Regions from separate parts of the Mus musculus genome. Here region 2 is linked to region 1. A link is a loop called in an ENCODE intact Hi-C map of the cell type or tissue named here. Cell type or tissue: heart. All regions are shown on one strand. Links, peaks and the distances in the headings refer to the core of each region. The heading gives the core; the rest is flanking DNA.

What was found. Peaks named below come from ENCODE experiments on the same cell type or tissue, not always from the same donor. Only the 100,000 strongest peaks of a DNase experiment are listed, where the experiment ranks them.
Region 2: it touches region 1 in a loop (2.1-fold over the local background); 1 of 42 quality-filtered maps calls a loop at or near these places.

Annotation. Positions count from the first base shown.
Region 1 is chr10:62,494,525-62,505,827 of GRCm38, forward strand. Srgn (serglycin) reads right to left here. Exons shown (of 3, transcript NM_011157.3): 2 at 3,255-3,399; 3 at 1-582. The coding sequence ends at 342. Among named protein-coding and RNA genes, the nearest start is that of Srgn, 7.6 kb to the right of the region's middle. In heart, for the core only: a CTCF peak has its summit at 5,868 (motif pointing right); DNase peaks (open chromatin) are centred at 5,807 and 9,017.
Region 2 is chr10:62,658,649-62,669,951 of GRCm38, forward strand. Stox1 (storkhead box 1) reads right to left here. Exons shown (of 4, transcript NM_001033260.2): 2 at 9,173-9,325; 3 at 5,307-7,677; 4 at 395-1,019. The coding sequence ends at 872. It also overlaps a transcript of Ddx50 not described here and the pseudogene Gm18514. Among named protein-coding and RNA genes, the nearest start is that of Ddx50, 13 kb to the left of the region's middle. In heart, for the core only: a CTCF peak has its summit at 5,032; DNase peaks (open chromatin) are centred at 5,723, 6,513 and 6,803; H3K4me3 peaks cover 802 bases; H3K27ac peaks cover 1,176 bases.

The DNA.
Region 1 (11,303 bases), core at 1,506-9,505:
TGAAAGATTGTTCATCAACTTGCTATCAAATTAAAATTTTCAAAACCAGTATGGCTTTGAAAGTTATTGTATAATAATGGGGGTGTGTGTTAATTTCTTAAATGTTGATTCAATACACATAAATGCAGGCATTTTCCAGAACAACAAGATAGGTAACAGCATTAAAGCATAATTCCTTACGAGTTAATGAGGAAAGGGGTAACAGGATTCAAGAGTCTTTTCCAGGCATTTTAAATTTTCTGTAAAACTCTTTATCCTGAGACTGGTCATTTAAACGTGGTACACTAAGTATACTGAATACATTGTTCCACATGGAGGTGGGGAGACAGAGACCGTCACATTCATATAATAAAATCGTCTTCTGGTTGGTCTTGGTTTTGCTCAGTGAGAATCCTGTCAAAAGGCTTATAGTTGAAATAGACAATATTGCTTTCATCTGTTGGCTGGTATTCCCATTCCATGTCACCTAGGAAGCCACTTCCGGAGCCGGAACCCGAGCCAGAGCCGGAGCCAGAGCCGGAGCCCGAACCTGACCCATAGTCATCATAATTGGAGATGAAATCTTTTGAGGGTCCTTCCATCCTAAAATACAAAGAAAAAAATTATAAAGTTCTACTTATAATGTAATTTCAATATTTTAATATAAAGAAATACACTAGGTGTGGAGTACACACAAAGTATTGCAGCTTTTGGGTAGTAGTGGTGGTAGGGTAAGAACTTAGAGTCATACTTGGATCCATAGTGAACTGCAGCCAGCACGGGCTACTGAGCCCTTTCTCAAAAAAGAAAACAAAAAGTGGCGGAGGTGGGGTGGGGTGGGGTGGGGTGGGTTAGGGGACGGGGGAGTGGGGGGCAACATGGAAATAAATTCAGGCACCCAGTTGTTCAAATTCGAAGAGCTAAAATCTGCTTCAGCACTTCAAAACAAAGAGGCAGGACTGAAGAGACAACTCTGGGGTTCAGAGCCATTGCTACTCTCACAGGGGAGCTGGGTTTGGGACTCAGCATCTACACGGATCAAAAGGGAAAGCAGCTATGGAAACAACCTGGGTAAGGTGGATGGATGGCAGGAAGCCACAGAAGGAACTGTTTCAAAGGAAGCGGTGGGTCAGTCATTTTGAAAGGCAGGAAAGGGGTCAAGAAGCCTAAAAATAGAGATTCAATCAATAGATGTGTCGATCACCAGGCAGACACACTCAGGATTGAAGGCTGGAGCAGAAATCCAACTGTGTGTGTTGATGAGCGGGGGGTGGGGGGTTGGAGGCTGAGGCTTGGGGTTGGGGGTTGGAAGTGGGGCTAAAACAACCATAAGCATCCCTTCTATGAGGTGCTAAAGTGCCAAGTATGGTGGCACATGCCTTTACTCCCAGCATTTAAGAGGCCGAGGCAGGTAGATCTCTGAGTTCAAGGCCAGGACAACCAGGAGGGCTATATAGTGAGATGAGACTCTGTTCTCAAACAAACAAACAAAAAATCAATCTGATTCAATAAAGAGCAGAGTGGAGAAATAGCTATAGGTGTTCAGAGTCGAGGGAGGGAGTCTCTTCCATGTCAAGAAGCTGTAGAATATATCTGCATACTGATGGGAGATGCCAGACCCAGAGAGGGACCTGGAGAAAGGAAGTCTGAGACAAGGGGGTGGGTACAGGGTACGGGAAAACTGAACAATTTAACACAAGGAAACTTCTTAAACATGGCATAGTAGAGAAGTGAAATCAACAAGAGATAGCAAAGAGGACCAACAGGCATCTTCCCTCACTAGCCAACAAGACGGCTCATCACAAACGTGCCTGCTGCCAAGCCTTGACTTAAGTTCAAGCCCCCAGGCAACAACTTATTCCCGTGAGCGGTCCTCCAACCTCCACACATACCCTGAGATGTGTTCATGCGCGTGAATATGCTTGCCCAAGTGAGAAACCAAAGTTTGCTTCTTTTGGATAGTACAAGGTGACTTGAGGCAAGCTATGTAGCCGAGCCTGGACTTGAACTCCCAACCGCCTTGGTTTCTCCATTTAGAGGAGTGTGTCACCATGCCTAGCTGACTTTGGGTCCTAACAGTATCTGTTTGTATATCATTGTGTGGTGGTTGTATATGCTTGGCCCAAGGAGTGGCACTATCAAGAGGTGTGGCCTTGTTGAACAAGGGTGTCACTGTGGGGATGGGCTTAGAGAGCTAGCTGCCTAAAGATGTCAGACTGCTAGCAGCCTTCAGATGTAGATGTAGAACTCTCAGCTCCTCCTGCACCATGCCTGCCTGGATGCTGCCATGCTCCCACCTTGATGATAATGGACTGAACCTCCGAACCTGTAAGCCAGACCCAATTAAATGTTGTCCCTATAAGAGTTGCCTTGGTTGGGGCTGGAGAGATGGCTCAGCAGTTAAGAGCACTGACTGCTCTTCCGAAGGTCGTGAGTTCAAATCCCAGCAACCACATGATGGCTCACAACCATTGTAATGAGATCTGATGCCCTCTTTTGGTGTCTCTGAAGACAGCTACAGTGTATCTACAGTATACTTAGATATAATAATAAATAAATCTTTTTAAAAAATTAAAATAAAAGAGTTGCCTTGGTCATGGTGTCTGTTCTCAGCAGTGAAACCCTAAGTAAGACACACTGCTTTTCCAGAACACATTGAGTGGCAAGTTGTTCACAAAGTAAAACCAGTAAACAGTAATGACAAATAGAACAGATGAAGCAAAGTCAAAGGGTCCATTTCAGTATTTAATAAATGTGTTCCAATGAAGCACAAAAAAAAAAAAAAACCCTCCAAAAAAACCCCACAAGAAACAGCTGTGGTGCTGTGGTAGCACACACCTTTAATCCCAGAGGTAAGCTGATCTCTGTGAGTTCAAGTCTAGCCTGGTCTACATAGCAAGTTCTAGGCTAGCATAGCCTAGTATAGTAAAAAACCATAGTAAAAATCCTTTCTCAAAAACAAATAAATAAATAATAAAATAAAAAATAAAAAAATCTAACTCAACTCAATTTTAATATATAAACACTTTATTTGCCTAAAGAAAATTATATTCAATCCTTTCCAACATATGTTGGGGCAAATACTTTCCAAGGCTTATCGCTGCTGCCCACAAGAAACCCTTATAAAAACATGGATGAGTCCATGTTCATTGGCACATCTCTTGCTTCAGCACACATGGCCCACTTTTGCTCTCTGTGGAGTAGTTTTTACCACAGCAAGAACCTGAAATGAAACACTCAGGCGCTCCTGTGAGATCGAATGAAAGTCTACTTACAAAACAGGATTATTCATGGGAGGGCCGATGTTATTGGATTCATCTATTAGGTCAAACTGTGGTCCCTTCTCCTCGATGCAGTTCGCAAAAAAGCCATTCGGTTTGCAGCGGACCCACTGGTACCTGGCTCTCCGAGCAGGATAACCTGTGCGAACAAGGAACCCACGTGGGTGATAAACATCTTTCAGTCGGCTTCCTTAGAATTGGTTACACTGTCTCTAACAAGGTAATTACATGGATTGTACATTTGGCAGGTCGCAGGGGTTTTGTTGTTGTTGTTTGGTTGGTTTTTTTGGTTTTTGGGTTTTTTTGTGGTTTTTCGAGACAGGGTTTCTCTGTGTAGCCCTGGCTGTCCTGGAACTCACTTTGTAGACCAAGATGGCTTTGAACTCAGAAATCCGCCTGCCTCTACGTCCTGAGTGCTGGGATTAAAGGTGTGCGCCACCACGGCAGGTTTTTTTTTGATTAATTTATTTTATGTATATGGGTACACTGTAGCTGTACAGATGGTTGTGAGCCATCATGTGGTTGTTGGGTATTGATTTAGGACCTCTGCTCTTCCCGGTCAACCCAGCTCGCTCTGGTCGGCCCTGCTCGCCCAGGCCCAAATATTATTTATTATTTTAAGCAAGTACATTGTAGCTGTCTTAGACGCACCAGAAGAAGTCGTCAGATTTCATTACAGATGGTTGTGAGCCACCTTGTGGTTGCTGGGATTTGAACTCAGGATCTTCGGAAGAGCAGTGAGTGCTCTTACCCACTGAACCATCTCGCCAGCCCAGGGTCACAGGTTTTATGTCCAACAATGCCTGTGACAGACACTGTCATTCTCATGGTTCTTCTTCACAATAGCACCTGGCTCTGTACAATAGGGCCAGTGAGGTGGTTCAGCGGGTAGAGGTGTTTGCTGCTGAGCCCGAAGATCCGAGTTCAAATCCCAGGATCCACATGAGGGGAGGGGAGAACTAACAAGTTGTCCCACAAATTGTCCTCCGACTTAGGCACACGTACACACCCATGCTCGTGCATTTGGGCACACTCACACATACGCACACCACACTAAATACAGGCACCCACACACACACACACACACACACACCAGAAATAAAACAAACAAAAAATAAAAATAAAAAGGAAAGGGTTAAAATAGAATAACTTTGGGAGTGAGCGGCTGAGAGAGGAGGCTCAGCTCTGGCCTCCCCCCCCCCCCCCCGCCCCCGAAGGTTCTGGAACCTTGACCTCTGAACTTGCACTTTAAAGGCCAGTGGTATCCTAAGTTTGTCACAAAAATTAAATACAAAAAAAAAGAAAAAATTTAAATAAGAAGATTCATATAAAACCTTAAAATAATGTCAAGGCATTGTAGTAACTCTTTAATTTATTAACTTTTTGTACACAGACTTGGGCCATATTCTAGGCCCTCTTAGATCTTAATTTTTTTTTTCTTTTTCTTTTTTGAGACAGGGTCTCACTATGTAGCCCCGGCTGTCCCTGTTACTGTTACTTACTCTGTATATCAGGCTGACTTGGAACTCAGAGATCTGCCTCCCAAGTGCTGGGCTTAAAGGCCTGTGCCACCACAGTCGTGGAGTTCCTGATCCTCCTGCCTCATTATTGTCAGTGTTGGTATCACAAGTGTGCCCTTCCATGCCCAGAACCATTGTCACATTTGTATCTTTATCTCCACATTACACACAGGCTCATGGAGGAGTCAGGATTGAAATACCTGAGCCCCAAAGCCTGCCTTTTCTTCTTTTTTTTAATAGAGACAACTCATCCCCCACACTCTCCTTGTTGCTGTTATGAGATGGGGTTTTGCTATGTAGCCCAGGTTAACCTTGAATGGGGAAAAGAGCTTCCCCCCCTTTCCCCAGTACAAGGGAGGAGGCTCTTTATATATCTTTATCTTATTTAAAATTTTTTCTTTTCTTTTTCATATTTAATTTTTGTGACAAACTTAGGATACCACTGGGGATCTGATTCCCTCCTGTGGTCTCTGCAGGCACCAGGCATGCACAGACTAAAGTACCATACCCATTAAAAAATAAAAATTAAAAAAATAAAATAAAATTAGCTGGGTGTGGTGGCGCACCTTTAATCCCAAGCACTTGGGAGGCAGAGGCAGGTGGATTTCTGAGTTTGAGGCCAGCCTGGTCTACAAAGTGAGTTCCAGGACAGCCGGGGCTTTACAGAGAAACCTGTCTCAAAAAATCAAAAATTAATTAATTAATTAATTAAATTTTAAAAAGGATAAAATCATGTTAAAAAAGAAAAAGCTAGGTTCTCGGAATGGTGGCCACAGCTTTCCAAATGCTGGTCTCCCTGTTAAGGAGGACAACGCTGCCCTTTTTCTGAGAGTAAACCTCTTGGAGAGAGACTGGGTCACCTCTTAGGACCGCTCTGGTTCTCTGGTTATGGTCAATAACGCTATGGCAACGAGTTCTTGATTCAAGGGGGATGAAAGCCCGTCAACACAAGACTTTGCACACAGCCCATGTTCAATGCATTTTAAAGCCGCCCCCCTCCCCGCACTGTCCCCACTTGATATTCTAAGACATCTAGCTTTGACTTTTGAGTCTATTGTGGTGAGAATTAGAGGGGTGTAGAGCAGCCTGTTGTCCAGCAGAGGGCGGTATGTTCCCACATCAGCTGTCGAGAGAAACTTCGTCCAATAAAATCATAGTCTTCTCGATCTACGGTTGCCTGTTTCTGCAGCATTGTGTTTCCTTCCTCCTTTTTTTTTTTTTTTTTTTTTTTTTTTTCTTTAGCAGCCGTATTTTTTTAAGTTAAAAAAAAGTAAAAAGAATAAGTGCATTGTACTTGAACATATTAAAACATCATCATTTAATACACAATTAACATTAAAGTTACAAGTGAGATATTTTATACTGTTTTAACCCAACTCTTCCAAAGTGTGCTTATTTTGAACTCACATGTCAGTCTCGACTCATCGTATTTCTTAGTTTTTGTTTTTGATTTTGTTTTTTGTTTGGTTTCTCAAGACAGGGTTTCTCTGTGGAGCCCTGACAGAAATCTGCCTACCTCTGCCTCTCAAGTGTTGGGGATTCAAGACATGAGCCACCACCTGACTCAATCAATATTTTAAGTGCCCAGTAGTCACATGTGGCTGCTGGCTACTGGACAGGATAGGGCACTGCCCTCTGCAAGTGGCTGATGCCCTGAGAAAAATGTGTGCTTGGATGGAAAGTTCTCCAAAGAGCTAACTGAATGTTGTTATTTCCCCTTCAGGGTCAAGATCAAACCCAGAGCATCAGGCATCCTCTGCAAGGGCACTACCACTGAGGGGCATCCCGGGCCCACGATACAAGGGGGCACCCCAGTCAACGACCGCATCTTCCCACTAGTGAAAACGAAACGAAAACTGTAACTCTGGCAGATTAAGCAAATATATTTCTGAAATAGAAAGGACTCCCCCCCACCCCCTCCAAAACTCAACATATTTGGGAGGTGGGAAAGTTTTTCTCCAAAGCCAACGCTGATGGTTACACAATCTGTGACCATAGGAAAACCCAGCCCTGTGAGTTGGAGAGTGAGCTGTATAGCTTAGAAACTGACTCTTAGTAGAATGGCTTCACAGCTAGTGAAAGGCAGGGGAGGCAGCTCAGTTGGTAAAGTTCTGATATGCACTAAATCCTAGGCTTCCCCCTGCCCCCAGCTCTGCACAAAGCAGATATGGTGTCATACACCGGAAACAAAGGCAAGAGGATCAAAAGGTCAAGGCCATTCTCATCTATACACCAAGTTCAAGGTCATCATGAGCATCGTGAGACCCTGTCTAACAATAAGAAATCAGCAGGTAGCTGGAGAGATGGCTCAGCGGTCAAGATCACTGACTGTCTTCCAGAGGTCCTGAGTTCAATTCCCAGCAATCTCATAGTGGCTCACAACCATCCATAATGGGATCCGATGCCTTCTTCTGGAGTGTCTGAAGACAGCTACAGTGTACTCATATGTATAAAATAAATAAATAAATCTTGAGAAAGAAAGAAAGAAAGAAAGAAAGAAAGAAAGAAAGAAAGAAAGAAAGGAAGGAAGAAAGAAAGAAAGAAAGAAATCAAAGCTGCTGCTTGCAAATGTCTGTGATCCCAGCACTTGAGAAGATCGGCAAGGTGGAGTGGAGTGGCCACATATTCAAGGCCAGGCCAGTCTACATAGAAGGTTCAAAGTTAGCCAGGGATACACGCTGTGGCTCCGTCTCAAGAAACAAACAAATACGTAAAAGGACAGGACTCAGTTACTAAAGGGCTTGCTGTCCATGCACAAGCACTTGACTTTTATCCAAGACCCTACAAACGGGAGGGCTGGTTGTATCCACTTTTAACCCCAGCAACGGGGAGGGTGGAAACAGGGAAGTGCCTGGGCTCTCTGGCCAGCCAGTCTAACCTAACCTGTGAGTTCCAGGCAAATGACAGACCTGTCTCAAAGGAGATGGACAGTGTCCCTGAGGATGTCCCGAAAGCGGTCATGTGGCCTCCCTGTGGGTGTGCATGCTCACCCACATATGCACACACCCAAGGTCATAAGATAACAAATAATAAAACAAGAAAGAAAGCAATCGAAAGGAAAAGTTGTCCCATTCTGAAACCCACCCAGTTTTTACACTAATTAAATTAATGGCACATTAAAATAAAGAACACAGTTACAGATAGCGAATTCCTGACATAGCTGTGCTTGGGCGTGGGAAGGCTGTGAAAAGACTGAAATTCTGACCCTTGAAGCTCTGAGACTATCTGGACTTTCTCTTGCTTGAAGTGCTATAAACCTCTAATAATTACCGCTATTGTTTGTTTGGTTTGTTTTGTTCTGTTTTTATTATACTGATATGTGTGTGTCCATGTCCCAGGGATCAAAATCAGGTCATCAGACATGGTGGCCATGGTCTTTACTCACTGGGCTGCCTTGCCAGCCATTTTAAAAAATATTGTTCTTAACTCTTTTTTATCGTTTTCTTACAATGTATTTTGATCATGTTTCTCCTCAGCTTCTTCCCCACCAACTTCATCTCTCCTCTCTCTCTCTCTCTCTCTCTCTCTCTCTCTCTCTCTCTGCCTCTCTGTATGGAACTCACTATGTAGGCCAGGCTGGCTTCAAAAATCATAAGTATCTACTTTCCTCTGCCCACCAAATGCAGAAACTAAAGGTATGTGCGCTCCCACCTCCACCGCACTCCGGCCACCCCATACCCTCTGCACACACTCACACACTCACTAGCTCTGCCTCACAAGAAGACAAGCAGAGCAACTCTCCCAAACAGGCCTTCTATCTCAATATTTGGCTTTCCACACCTCCTACCAGGTGGAAATTTACTAATATCCTAATCTTCTGGCCTCCCTGGGAATCTTGCTATGGATGCAGAAAAACTTAAGTAGAAACTGTCAAAGGGGAAGTTTAAAAAAATGCCCCCCCCAAGAGACTAATCTGATTTACTTTTCTAAAAAAAGGGGGAGGTGGGGGGGGGCGGAGATGGCTCTCTGGATAAGAGCATTGATTGCTCTTCCAGAGGTCCTGAGTTGAATTCCCAGCAACCACATGGTGGCTCACAACCATCTATAAGGAGATCCGATGCTCTCTTCTGGTGTGTCTGAAGACAGTGATAGTGTACTCATATACATGAAATAAAAAAAGTATTTTTTAAAAAAACAAAACAGTAACGTTCAGGCAACGGCTGTTATCTATATTGGAGCTACTTCCTTTTGGCCTATCAATGCCACAGGATGGGCAAGCTTCCCCCCTGGGGCATGGTCTGACAGGCTATAAAAAACTCCAAATTTACTTTCGGTTTATTCTCACCTCTACAGGAAACATAGCAAAGGCTGCAGAGGAAAAACAAAATAAAAAAAAAACATGTTTGTCTATTTGTCTGTCTGTTTGTTTTAAATTAAAAAGGGGCTGGAGACAGGGGCTCTGTGGTTAAGAGCACTGGCTACTCTTGCAGAAGACCTGGGTTCAATTCCCAGCACTTACTTGGCAGCTCACAACCATCTGTAACTCCAGTTCTTAGGGCTCTGACACACTCTTTTGGCCTCCCTCGGCACCTTGTACACAGACATATATACAGGCAAAATCCCTTTGCACATAAATAAAATAAAATAATAATATAATAATAATAGAACCTGAATGACCCTTGAGCAGTCTAGAAACTTATTTCTGACCTCCAAACTGAATGACTTATTAGCTCACTCCCACAGGCCTAGAGCAAACCACACCCATATTTAGCAAGGGGCTGATGTAAGGAGCCTGTGAGACAGTGGTTGTCAGTTCCGGTCAGTTCTCGTCATAAATTCCTCCTCAGGGCCAGAGAGAGGGTCGTTATTGGGCAGTGATTACAAAATCACTTTACCAACAGCTGTGCTCATGAGTGGACCTGGTATTGTTCCTGTCGGGGGGGGGGGGGGGGCGCCTAGCCTCGGCTCCTTGACTACACCTGCTCATGCATTTTTTCATCTTGTCTCTTTGTGAACATGTTGCTTTGTTTGAGACAGGGTCTCAGATAGTCCAAGGCTCACTATTTGTCTGGGGATGGCCTTTCACTTCTGATCCTCTCACCTTGGGAGCCCCACCTCCCAAGTGTTTTATGAGCATTAAGAAGGATAAGTAAAAAAGGTAATGCAAAGTAGGAGCCAAGGGCCTCGCCTAGGTGACAGTCCCCCGGGAGCCTCTATTAAGTAGATTAGCCATCACTGTTATCACCCACTCGCAGATTGCACATGTTTCCTTGTACTGGATACCATTTTACATCGTGGTTTTAGCTGGATTTGTAGAAATAAAGTATGTTACGGGAATTATTTATACATAAGAAAGATTTTTTTTCCCACGTGAACTAACCTACAAGTGCCTCCAATGTGACAACATTGGAAACATGGTCACTGAAGAGGTCAAAATGGGACCATTAGGGTGGCCTATGTCCAACAGGACAGTGTCCTTCTAAGGAGAGAATAATGGGGAATAGAGAAGGGGGGCTGTGTGAAAAGACACAGGCACCATAGATGAGAAAGGTGTCAGAGTGAAGCCAACATTGCCAACACACGGGGGCCAGGCATCTTGGATTGGGTTTTAAACTCTGGTACAATGTGCGTGTGGAAAATAAACTACTGTTTGGTGGTTGGTTTTTTTGAGACAAGGTTTCTTTGTGTGTAGTCTTGGTTTTTCTGGAACTAACTCTGTAGCTCAGGCTAGCCTCGAACTCAGAGATCCTCCAGCCTCTGCATCCTGAGTGCTGGGCTTAAAGGCATGTGCTACCACTACCTGGCTATATTTCTGTTGTTTAAGTACCTGGTCTATGGTGTTTTGTTACGGCAATCTCAGAACGTAAATGCAGTAACCTAAGATCACAGGCTAAAATCCCGGTGCATCTCATCACTTAGACAGGAAAACTACAGACACACCAGTCCTTAAACATCTTTGTAAAGATAAGGCGAGAGCTGGGCTTGTGGTTGAGTTGGTAAACTGGTGTAGCATGCAACCAAAACCTAGGATTGGTTCCCAGCACTCCACAAAGTGGGCATGGTAGCACACATACTTAAGTTCAAAGCCACCCTCAGCTCATAATGAATTCAAGGGGCTGGGCACCGACTTGCTCTTCCAGAGCTCAATTCCCAGCAATCTCTGGGTGACTCACAAACATCTGTAATGAGATCCGATGCTCTCTCTTGTCATGTACCATGTATATGCACACAGAACACTCATACATAAATAATTTTTAAAAAATGAGCTCAAGGCTATCCTGGGGTAAGCGATTTGACAGAGAGGGTATGGTATCTAATCACTCGTGGCAGGACACAAGTGGTAAGACACATAGTGTCATTGCTGTAGCCGCTTAATCACTAACTCGTGGCCAAACACCCACATTCATGTTCAGAGATGAGCAAAGTCGTTAAGCCAAGAACCCCTTGGAAACACCCTAGATTTTTGGCTCATTCATTGTCTCCTTTCTTTGCTTCTGTTCCCAACTAAGAGCTAAGTCAACCATGACATAAAAGATAAAAGACAGCCTTTCCTCCCCTACCTCTCCCCCCCCCATGCTTTTTT
Region 2 (11,303 bases), core at 1,722-9,721, 160 kb after region 1:
TCTGGAGAGTAGGCAAGACAGCCTAGCAATTCTTTCTGATAATACTTTCAAGCCCTTAAAACACATGCTTGGGCCGGGCAGTGGTGGCGCACGCCTTTAATCCCAGCACTTGGGAGGCAGAGGCAAGCGGATCTCTGAGTTCGAGGCCAGCCTGGACTACAGAGTGAGAGCCAGGATTACACAGAGAAATCCTGGCTCCAAACAAACAAACAAACAAACAAAAAAACAAAACACATGCTTGTTTTCTGGGTCTTGTGTGGAATCCTTAACCTGAGAACTTGATATTCCTGTGGATTAATGAGAATAGCTAGTGGGTAGGAAATCAGCATTTTATGCATTGGAGAAACTGATGAAGGGAATTTGAAGTTAGTGACAATTAGAAAAGGAGCAACAATTTCATGTTTCTTGTGTGTGTTTTAAGATTTATTTATTTTATGTATATGAGTGTTCTATCTGCCCAGAAGAGGGTATCAGGTTGCTGGGAATTGAACTCAGGACCTTTGGAAGTGCAGGCAGTGCTCTTAACCACTGAGTCATCTCTCCAGCCCTCATGGTTTTTATTGGAAACTACAAGTTTCTAGTAAAAGGCACTAGAAATTGCTTTAAAATCGTAAAAGGGGGGAAGAGTAATTAGAATACAATATGACGAGGTTAATAATAGCATATATGTACAGCTTCCAAGGACTTTCACTTATCCAGTTTCTACAAGAGTTCTCCAAAGTCAGTTAAAATTTTAATCCTGCCATGGTGGCTTTATGGCCTGTAATCCTAGCACTCCAGAGGCAAAGGCAGGGGATTGCTGTTGAGTCACGGGCCAGCCTGAACTACAGTGTAAGACCACATATCAAAAAAAATTTAAAAAAAAATTAAGTTAGACATTTATAGCTGGGGTTAGTTGAAACAAGGAATTCGATGCAAGGTTTTGGCTCTTCTGAACACCTTCACGGTTTGGCAGAAAATGCTGTCTTCTTTTAAATCCATCCAAAATGGCGGAATTAGTAGATACCAGGCTCTGCGTCCTAAAGATAATGAAAAGGACAGGATTATTGTCTTCAAAAGGAGGGCCCTGAATGCCACTCAGGGTGCTGTGTTTTCATTTGCTATACTAGAAGTAAGACCTTAACAAACCTAAAGCAACCCTTCAGAAACACATTCTCATGTAAAAAGCCTCCCAGTACCATTAGGATGTTAGTGTCAGTGCATCCAGCCAGAAGCGGCCAGCTCCCTAATGGAATCAGTATCCATACCTTTTTTTAAAATTATTGATTTATTTCATGTTTATGAGAAAGAACAACGTAGGTGTCTTCAGACACACCAGAAGAGGGCATCAGATCCCATTACAGATGGCTGTGAGCCACCATGTGGTTGCTGGGCACTGAACTCAAGACCCTTGGAAGAGCAGTCAGTGCTCTTAACCGCTGAGCCATCTCTCCAGCCTCCAGTATTTATATGTTGTATAACTTCCTTTTTGAAGTCACTGGACGGGAAAGTCAATTTTTCTTACTTTTTATACTGATAATGGCCTTGTCCTGGGAACTCTGAGCTACACCCTAAGCACATTTGTCTTGCTCCAGTGCATTTCTTAAGCCTATACCGGACCGGTAAGCTACACTGTCGGCTGCACCGGTATTTTGCCGGCTGGTTTGGGGTTTGATGTTTGCTTTTGTGGTGCTAGGGATTGAACTCAGGGCCTCAGGCAAGCACTGGGCAAGCACTCTGCCCTCGAGTACCTCCCTAGCTCCCCCCTCACTCTGAATCCCACACATCTTTGACAGTTGTGAAGAATGCAGAATCGTGTGTTCTTCAGTTCAGCTCGACTGTGTTCATTTTGTCTGAAGTTATCTTCAAATGGGGTACCCACCACGTCCCGCTCATCTGGCCGGGATGCTTGCTAACCATCAGAAGCACAGGATAGAGTTGAAGTTCAAATGCTGTTTCCCTTCCCCTAAATATCTGTAATAACTATAAGCCTCTCAATCATTTTTAAAAAAAAGTATCAAACTTGGGTCTGAAGAAACAGCTCTCTTCTCTTTCAAGAGGACCTGAGTTCAATTCCGAGTAGCTCTGTCAGGCAGCTCACAAATACCTGTAACTTCCTCTCCAGTGGATCTGAGGCCTCTGGTCTCTGAGAACACCTGCACTCACGTGCCCATATACCCACAGACACACACATAATATACATAATTAAAATTCTTTAAAAATATATAAACCTTAAACAAGAAGCTGGGCCAACAAGAGAGCATAGCATTTAAAAGCGTGTGCTATGCAATAAGGATCTGAGTTTGATATCCAGAATCCACATAAAAAAAGCCCGAGGCTCTCCAGAGGCTGTGTGTGCAGCAACAGTCCTGGGGTAAGATGGGAGATAGGGACAGGAGAAGTGGCCAGAAGCTTGGGAACTCAGAGAAGGGGACCCTACCTCATAGTGGAAGGAGAGAATGTGACTCCCCAAAAGTAGTTCTCTTATTTCCACGTGAACACTGGACACACACGTGTCGACACACACTCTCACACTCTTCTCTATGGAATCAGACAGAGCAGCGGCCCTCAACCTTCCTAATGCTGTGACCCTCTGATACAGTTCCTCATGTTTGTGTTGACCCCCAACCATACGATTATTTTTGCTGCTTCACATAACTGTAACTTTGCTACTGTTATGAATCACAATGTAAATATCTGTGCTTTCCGGCAGTCTTAGGCAACCCCTTCGAAAGAGTTGTTTGACAACCCCTGCCCCCAAAGGAGTCTCGACCCACACATTGAGAACCAATGATAGATGGATCAGCTGCTAAGAACACTGGCTCCATCTGGGTGGTGCTGGCTTAGGCAGGCAGATCTCCAAGTTCGAAGGCAGCATGGTCTACAGCGTGAGCTCCAGGGCATCCAGGGATGCACAGAGAAACCCTGTCTTGAAAAAACCAAAAACATAAACAAACAAACAAGCACTACCTCCTCTTGCAGAGGACCTGATTTTGGTTCCAGCATCCACAGCATAGCTTGCAAACGTTTAAAACTTAAGGGGATCTGATGATAGTCCCTTGTGGCCTCTTTGGGCACCAGGCACACATTGTGGTACACAGACATATATGCAACAAAGCATCCATATGTATAATTTTCTCCTTAATTAAAAAAGAAGAAACTAGAAAAAGAAAAACTCTTCTTAAAAAATAAAAGTAGCTCGATGTGGTGGCTCACATCTTTAATCCCAGCACACTGGAGGCAGAAAAAGGAGGATCTCTGAGTTCGAGGCCAGCCTGATCTACAGAGTGAGTTCCAGAACAGACTGAGCTGCAGAGTGAAACCCTGTCTCAATAAATAAATAAATAAATAAATAAGCAAGCAAGCAAATAAAATGAAAAGCTTCGAGATAGCCAGGTGCTGCTCTGGTTCAAGCTAAAAAAATCTCAGCGCTGAGGTAGTTATGGGGGGGGGGTGGTAGTTACTGAGGGAGGGCGTGGTAGTTAGAGGGGGCGTGGTAGTTACTGAGGGGCGTGGTAGTTACTGAGGGGGGCGTGGTAGTTACTGAGGGGGCGTGGTAGTTACTGAGGGGCGTGGTAGTTACTGAGGGGGGAATGGTAGTTACTGAGGGGAGGTGATAGTCACTCATGTGTGAGTGTAACAAAATAACAAAAAAACGAAAACAACTTAGGGGACTGGGTCAGAGGTCAAAGGCACAGACATCAAGTGGAGGAGGGCATCCCTGAACTGAAGCAAGAGCTTGAGGCGGCCGCTGACACTGTACCCGGTAACGGTCGGGAAGTGCAGTGCTCAGCTAACTTTCTCTCTCTTTTTTTTTTTAAATGATGCTGCCCTGCTGCCAACACAGTTGGGATAGGCTTTCCTATCTCAGTTCACCTCCCCTAGCTAATGTCTCCCCGGGGATAATGTTAGCCATCACACTCTGAGCTGCGTAGAAGGATCTGGAGTTCAAGGCAGTAGGAGTACAAAGAAGAGTCTCTTTTAAAAATCTAAACAGCACCCCCCCTGACCGCCCCCCACAAAAACCTTGGAAGAGGAAAGCAACAAAGTCACAAGTTGGAGGCTAGTCCGGTCTACACAGTAAGACCTTGTCTCAAAAACAAACAGCAGAATCTGGAGAGTGGGCTCAGCAGCTCAGTGCTCAGGCTGCTGTGGTCCAGGTGAGAGCTCTTTTCCAAACACACTTACTGAGTGGCTCTATCGCCTGTATCATCAGACCCAGGAGACCCAAAGCCGCCCTTTTGACCTCCAAAGGTCATGCACATAGATATGTCTTGCACACATAAGCAATAAATTAATTAATTAAAAATCTGACAAAACAAAAACCAAACTTCAAAAATAGCTGTGATAGCAGCTGCAGGATAAGCCATGATAAACTGGGTGGAAAGAGGACACAGGGCTGTGAATGACTTCTGGTTAAAAGATTGACTTCTGTCAGTGGGGTGGGTGTTTTGTCTGCATGTACATTTGCACTCCAAAGGAGGGCATGAGATCCTGGGGGCAGGGGGGACAATTATAGATAGTTGGAAGCTATCAGGTAGGTAGTTGGTGGGAATTGAACCTGAGGCCTCTGGAAGAGCAGCCAGTATTATCTACTAAGCCGTGTCTCCAGTTCCCCTGCCCCCAAGTATTCTTGTTAGAATACTTGTATTTATGCTGAGCCATGGTGGCCCATGCCTTTATTTGTTGTTTTTTTTTTTTTCATTTATTTTACTGAGTGTATGGTGGAAGAGTAAAAATGGGTCGGAAGGAAGGGAGGGAGGGAGGGAGGGCCTTCCTCCCATGCTGGAATGATCTGTGGCTTGGGAAGGAAGACAGCCAGTCCGTCTAGACGGGTTGGTATAGAGTCGCCGCACTTTGTCGAAAAGACTTTGGTTCTGACCTCCCATTTGAATCCCAACGGGCAGTCTGGCAACCCTTGTAAGGTCGCTTTTCACAAAGTTCATCCTGACGGCTTCCAATTGTGAAACTCTAATGCTGCTTTGAAGCCCTCCAGCAGGCATGTGATGAGACTGTTCACGTTCAATTCCCTAGCGGCTCGCCCAGGCAAAACACCACACCCATACAAATAAATCCTTAGTGTATATATATGTATATATATATAAAGTATACATATATACTAAATAAAATGTCTGAAATTCTCAAAGAATAAAAATATTTTTTAAAAAGTGACCTCTGTCCTACCATAAGCAACCACATAATTTGATAGGATTTATTCCCCCAGGGCTGTTGGAATTGTTAGACTTTTCTCTCTGGAGTCCCTCACAGGCGGCTCCACATGAACTCCTGCAGGAGTAGCTAACATAGCACTCCCTCTGCACCCTTACCTGGGGGAATCGATCCCACTGTCTCCCGTCATGCTGTAATTCTCTGTCCCTTCAAGGTGTTCTCCCTGTGGCTCCTGGGCTGACACTGGCCCATGTGAGGTCTTGACAAGTTGTAACTTGTCTGTGAAATGCTCTTTCATTTCCTGACTTGGAAGGCTCTGTCTCCAGACAATTGGACTCTTTCCCCTATCACCAGGAGACTCTTGCAGGATCTCAACTGGGAAACTGGTTGTCCTTACAGTAGAACACGCAAGTAAACTTCTGCCAGCAGCAGCTGCTGGGGTCTGGACATGGGCAACAGTGGGCTCGCCTTCGTAGTTGAAACCCCATGGGATCCTTGAATTTTGACCAGGGTTGTCAGAGAGATCAGGGTTTGGGCTTTCCCCTGCGTTTGAAAACAACCCCGTGGCCTTGTACCAAGGATTCCTTTCAATGGCCAGAAGCTCAAGCCTATGGGCTTTGCTATTACAGTCGGTCAGAGACTTCCCTGTCATGGCTGGTGTTCCCAAATGATTCCACGTGCCTCCACCTGCAAAGGAGTGCTGAGTGTGTCCCGGCAACGAGGGACAGAAATCATCTGTCTCAGAGAAGTCATCGTCCTCTAAACACAGAGAACTGCAGCCCCCGTCATCCCCAGCCCCAGGGTCACTGTGACTCAAAGCCACCTGGTCCTGCTCACTGTCAGAAAGCCCTTCGTTCTCCATATTCACAATCTCCGCCTCAGGGATTTGTAATGCCTTTCTACTTAGTTCTTCTGAGTTGCCATCTTGTCTTTCATGAGTCCTCAAACGATTTGCACCAGCTGGGCAATCTAAGAGGCCGAGGTTTTGGAACTGGTGGAGTATCTTATCCACTGTCTTATCCTCTGCGTGCACAGAGGAGGAGTCTGGATCCAAAGAGCAACGTTGTGCGGGCAGGGCCTGCTTCTTTTCCTTGGTCCCCAAGAACATGTCACAGGTGGACCAACTTTTCCGCAAGACCTCAGGGAGGTCCTTGTTTTCCTCGTGATACACACCAGGTCGCAGCATACTTTCCCTAAAGGAACAGCACCGAGAGGGGCCTGGCAAAACTCTACGTGGAGGATAATTTCCTGGGCCACCTCTGAAATCGTCGCTGACTGGGTGGACAGGAGCCTTCGCCACCTGCGTGCTTCCTGCTTCTAGTTTATCACGGCATTGTTCCGGATACGGCGGTTGGGCTTCACCATCAAAGACTCCGGAAGGATCTGAAGAGCCTGCGCTCCAGAAAGGCTTTTCCTCTGGCCCGACGCAAGTAGGTTTCAGACCATGGGTCTTCTGAACGGCGTGCCCTTTGGATACTGAGTGCTTTCGGAGATGCATGCCCTGGAACGGATTATTGATCTGCTTTTTATATATCAAGTGGGAGCCTAGCACAGCTGGATTCCTGCCTTGCAAGTGATGAACTTGCTCACTGGGGCTTTTCGTGCGGGGCGCGGGCTGGGCTGCAGGGACCTTGGGCTGCTTTTCCTTTTCCTGTCCAGGATTTCCTGGCTCAAGCTCACTCCCCTGGCTCCGTGCTTTGTGTCTACCCTTATGAGAACTGCCCCGCCTGCGGGACTTGGCGAATTGGCCCTGCCTTTTCCCAATTACCTCTTTAGAGGAATCTTTATGCCTGGTTGTCAGTATATCCATTGACGTGCCCTGGCTGTTATATTTTTTCTGTTCTTCATATTTTTGCATTAGGGCAGTGTGCTTGGTTAAGTTGTCAACAGTCAGTACAGGGTTAATTCTTTTGATTAGCGCATGTTCCACATCTCGGGGGATTTTGGTGGAACTGTCCTCATCTCGGACAGGCCACTCTTCGGGTGGGAACTGTGCTGAGAAACTGTGGTACTCGGCTTTGGGCTTCTCTTTTCTAGATAAGCTGCGCCACAAGAAACCAAAACCAAATCTTTTGCCTTTGTCTTTGGTGTATGGTAATGGTTTGGGGTTCACACAGATGTGGGTATCTTCAGAGGCTGAAACTACCTGATTCTCGGTCAAAGCTGTGGTCTCCTCAAGACCTTCCTGGCTTTTTCTAGTCACTTCTGCAGCAGTCAGGAGGTCCTTAGAGTCGCACATGCTTGTATCAGGGTAGCACTGACATGAAGGACAGTGGGAAAAGAGAGCCTCATTCTCCTGGGTCGGCTCTGCACAGCAATCCACACTTACCAGATAGGTTCCAGAAGTGGGCCCTGAGCACCCTTCGTTTGACAGGAGAGCACTTTTATTTCCCTGCATTGGCGTATTTGTGATGAAGTATGTGCTTGGGGTAACTATGAAGTAGCCTTCTCCAGTGTGGTAAATCTTCCTCTCTTGAATTAGAGCTCCCAGTGTGCTGTAGAGAATGTCTGGGGAGGGAACAGCAATACCTTAAAAAAAAAAGGAAAATCAGGAATTCAGAATGAGCACATATTTGATTAACAAACTTGGAGCCTATTTATGCAAAACCAGCAATTAAAATGCTGGCTGGTCAGACGGCTCATAAGGTAATGGTGCTGACTAACAGGTCATGTATGCAGGCCTGACAACCTGAGTTGGATGCTCAGTCTTACAAAGTGTCAGGAGATCACAACTCCCAAGAGTTGTCCTCTGATCTCTGCATGTGAGCTGCTGCAACACGTACATGCCTGAACACACACACACACACACACACACACACACACACACACACTTCTATCTTAGTTAGAAAGAGTTGAGTAAAGTGACTCATATCTGTAATGCCAGCTCTGGAGAGGTGGACACAGGAGAGTTGTCAACATTTCAAGGCCACCTTGAGAACTGGGCCAGCCTGAGCTGCAGTGAGCTATCTTAAGCAAAACCAAACAAGCCAAGGAATAATATGTGTAATTAACTACAAACTATATATAAGTTGGTCCCCATAAAGACACATGCTAGGCTAGTGGCTAAGGACAGAAACAGAAGCCTGAGTATCACTGGATAGAAAGCAACTTTAAAAATTTGAAGACATAGCAGGAAAGCAGTGCCTAGTGGAAGCCTTGGGTTCCACCCTCAACACTAAAAACAAAAAACAAAGCAGGACAAAAACCAAAAACAACAAAGACCTACCCCTGGAGGAAGCATTCCTGATGAACAAACAGGGAGATAAAAGTCAATGAGAGTCATAGAAATAATATACAGACTGATCCCTTACAGCCTAAAGGGTAAACTAAACCCCCACAGTGAAATTCGGTTTGTGAGGGCAGAGCTAAGAGCTGCAAACACTACAGAGTCTGATTATAACATGCATTTACATATGAAAAGAACCATCCAGAAAGTAGGAGAAATACCTTTAGGAAGTACCAGTGCTGGGCTGCTAAGATGGCTCAGTAGACCAAGCAAGGTACCTACTGCTAAGCCTGAAGACCTGAGTTCAATTCCTGAGATCCACATGGTAAGAGACTCTTGCTGCGAATTGTCCTCTGACCCTCCACAGGTGTACCTCCACGGCATGCATGAGCCATCACACACACACAGAGACACAGACACACAACACATAGTTTTTAAAGTGTTGAGGTAGGGCTTTTCTAACTATATTCTTTTTAATTTTTTTCCCTGTACTGGTGGTGGAGGCCAAGGCTTTGTGTATGGTAGGCAAACATTCTATCACAGCGATATCCCTAACCCCACTATTACACTTGAGACAGGGTCAAGCTGCCAAGGCTGGCCTTGAACTTGCAGTCCTGCTCAGCCCAGCAAGTAGCTTGAGACTGCATACCTGTGCCATTGAGCTGGGTAACTCATGGTATTATAACAGAAGATTCTACAGTGAGGAAAAAAAGACACCATGCTCTTTCTATGTTTAAGATTGTTTATAAATGGAAACCAAACACATTCGGATGAACACCAAGGGCGGAAATTGCTTACCTGGGTAATGTTTGATCAAGTGCTCCAAGAGGGACTGTTGTGTTACCATCACCTGAGCCGCGTTCATATCAGCTATAGCACAGCAGAGAACTTCAGCCAAGGGCACAAACCGGCACTGGGCTATGGGACTCATTTGCACTGGGAAGACATCACCTGAATTGGAGGTCAAATAGAGAGTAGGTGATGAGTTTGCCTTAGCATCAACCATTCAGGATGAGTGAGCTGAGAACAGCTTAAAGGACTGACAGGATCTGCTCAGACTCCACTAACCTAGCATGCTCGATGGAAGAAACTGTAAGAAGACAAAAGGTTTACATCCTAGTCTCTCCGTGATGTGCTAGCACGTCGGAGGTCAGACATTGCTATCCTGCAGTTCACCTTTAAAAGCAGACTTCCTTATCAGCTGGGAAGCCCTGGTTCAGAGTACAGCACCATTGGCAGCACGGGTGCAGATAAGCCAGGCTTGCCACAGTCTACAGACAATCTCTCAGGCAGGGGAATGAGCAATTATTGGTGGATATGGAGTTTGGTGCTTGGAAGAGAGCAATTGATGATAAAAGTCAGAGGTGGGCTTGTAAAAAGAGCATTGTAAAAGTTTGTAAAAGGGCTTGCTTAGCATTCACAAGACACCAACAGGGTATTGAGAGCATGGTGGCACACACCTGTAACCCTAGCACTTGAGACAGACAGTGGAGAATCAGAAGTTCAAGGTCGTCCTTGCCTACATAGTGAGTTTGAAGCCAGCCTGGGCTACTTGAGACTCAGGCTGAAAGATGAAAAAATAGATACAGCTTAATGGTAGGGCACTTACCTGTGTGTTCATCCTCTTAACGTGAGGCCTTAGGTTCAACTCAAGGTACCTCACACACAGTAATAAACTAATCACTAATCTACTACCACCCTATAATCCCAGAAGTCAGGAGTGGAGGCTGCAGGAGGGTCATAAATTCAAGGTCATCTTCTGCTACATAGTAAACTTGAGACCAGCATGGGCTACATGAAACCTTTTCTAACATAATGAAAACAGCAAAACAAAACAAAACAAAACAAACAAAACAAAAAAACCCTACCACTAGTTACAAGTAATTTCCTCTTTAAAATCCACGTATAAGGGGGCTGGAGAGATGACTCAGAGGTTAAGAGCACTGACTGCTCTTCCAGAGGTCCTGAGTTCAAATCCCAGCAACCACATGGTGGTTCACAACCATCTGTAAAGGAATCTGATGCCCTCTTCTAGGGGTCCTGAGGACAGCAGCAGTGTACTCATATAAATGAGATGAATTCTTTTTAAAAAATCCATATATGATTTTATATGAATTTACATGAGAGACACCCCAGAGAACACTTGGAATTTCTTTAATTTCTCTAAGAATCCCCTTTCACTGTGAGTGTCCAACCCTTTGAAACTACAACTCTAAAAGTTGTCATCTCTAAGTTTCTCATGCTTAAGACTGCGCCCCAACAAGTGAGTTACAACCACAACAAAAACTAATCGTTTTTGGTGTGTTTCCGACATCGGGGTGGAGACATTGACAGCCGCACCAGGCTGTTGACAGTCCACTGGACAAAGTAGGAAGACTTCCCCAGCCCAGTCCCTCCCAGCCGTTGCTAAGCTACGTGCTGCAGGTGCATAAACTAAACTCTGTGTCCAGAGAAGTGAGGCGAACCCTAACCCCGGGAACTTTGTGACGACTGCCAGGAGGGCTTCGGAGCTATGGCAATGCCGGCTTCCCTTACTGCTGCGCTCTGGGCTTGTGGGACATAAGGTGAACTTCCTATGCAGAAGATCCCACGTGCTGACCCAATCAGATTTCACAATTCCAGAAAAACTCCCTACTGTGCACGAACTAAAAATGGCACCCTTAAGGATGGGTGTGTGTTCCACACTTTTAATCCGGAGCTTGTCTTAGCATTAGGTTAAAGAGAAACTGCAAGCCAGAGAGCAGACCCTGCAGTATTCCTTCCATTTACTCCCGGTGCTTCCGATCCCAGCCGTGTCTCTGTGGTGCGACATGTCAGGGATGCTCTTGGGGCTCCCTTCTGGGACTGTACACCTGGATTCCTTGGAGACCACTGTGAGCTCAACCTTGATGACTGTACCGGTCAGCCACGTCTGCATGGAGGTCGATGT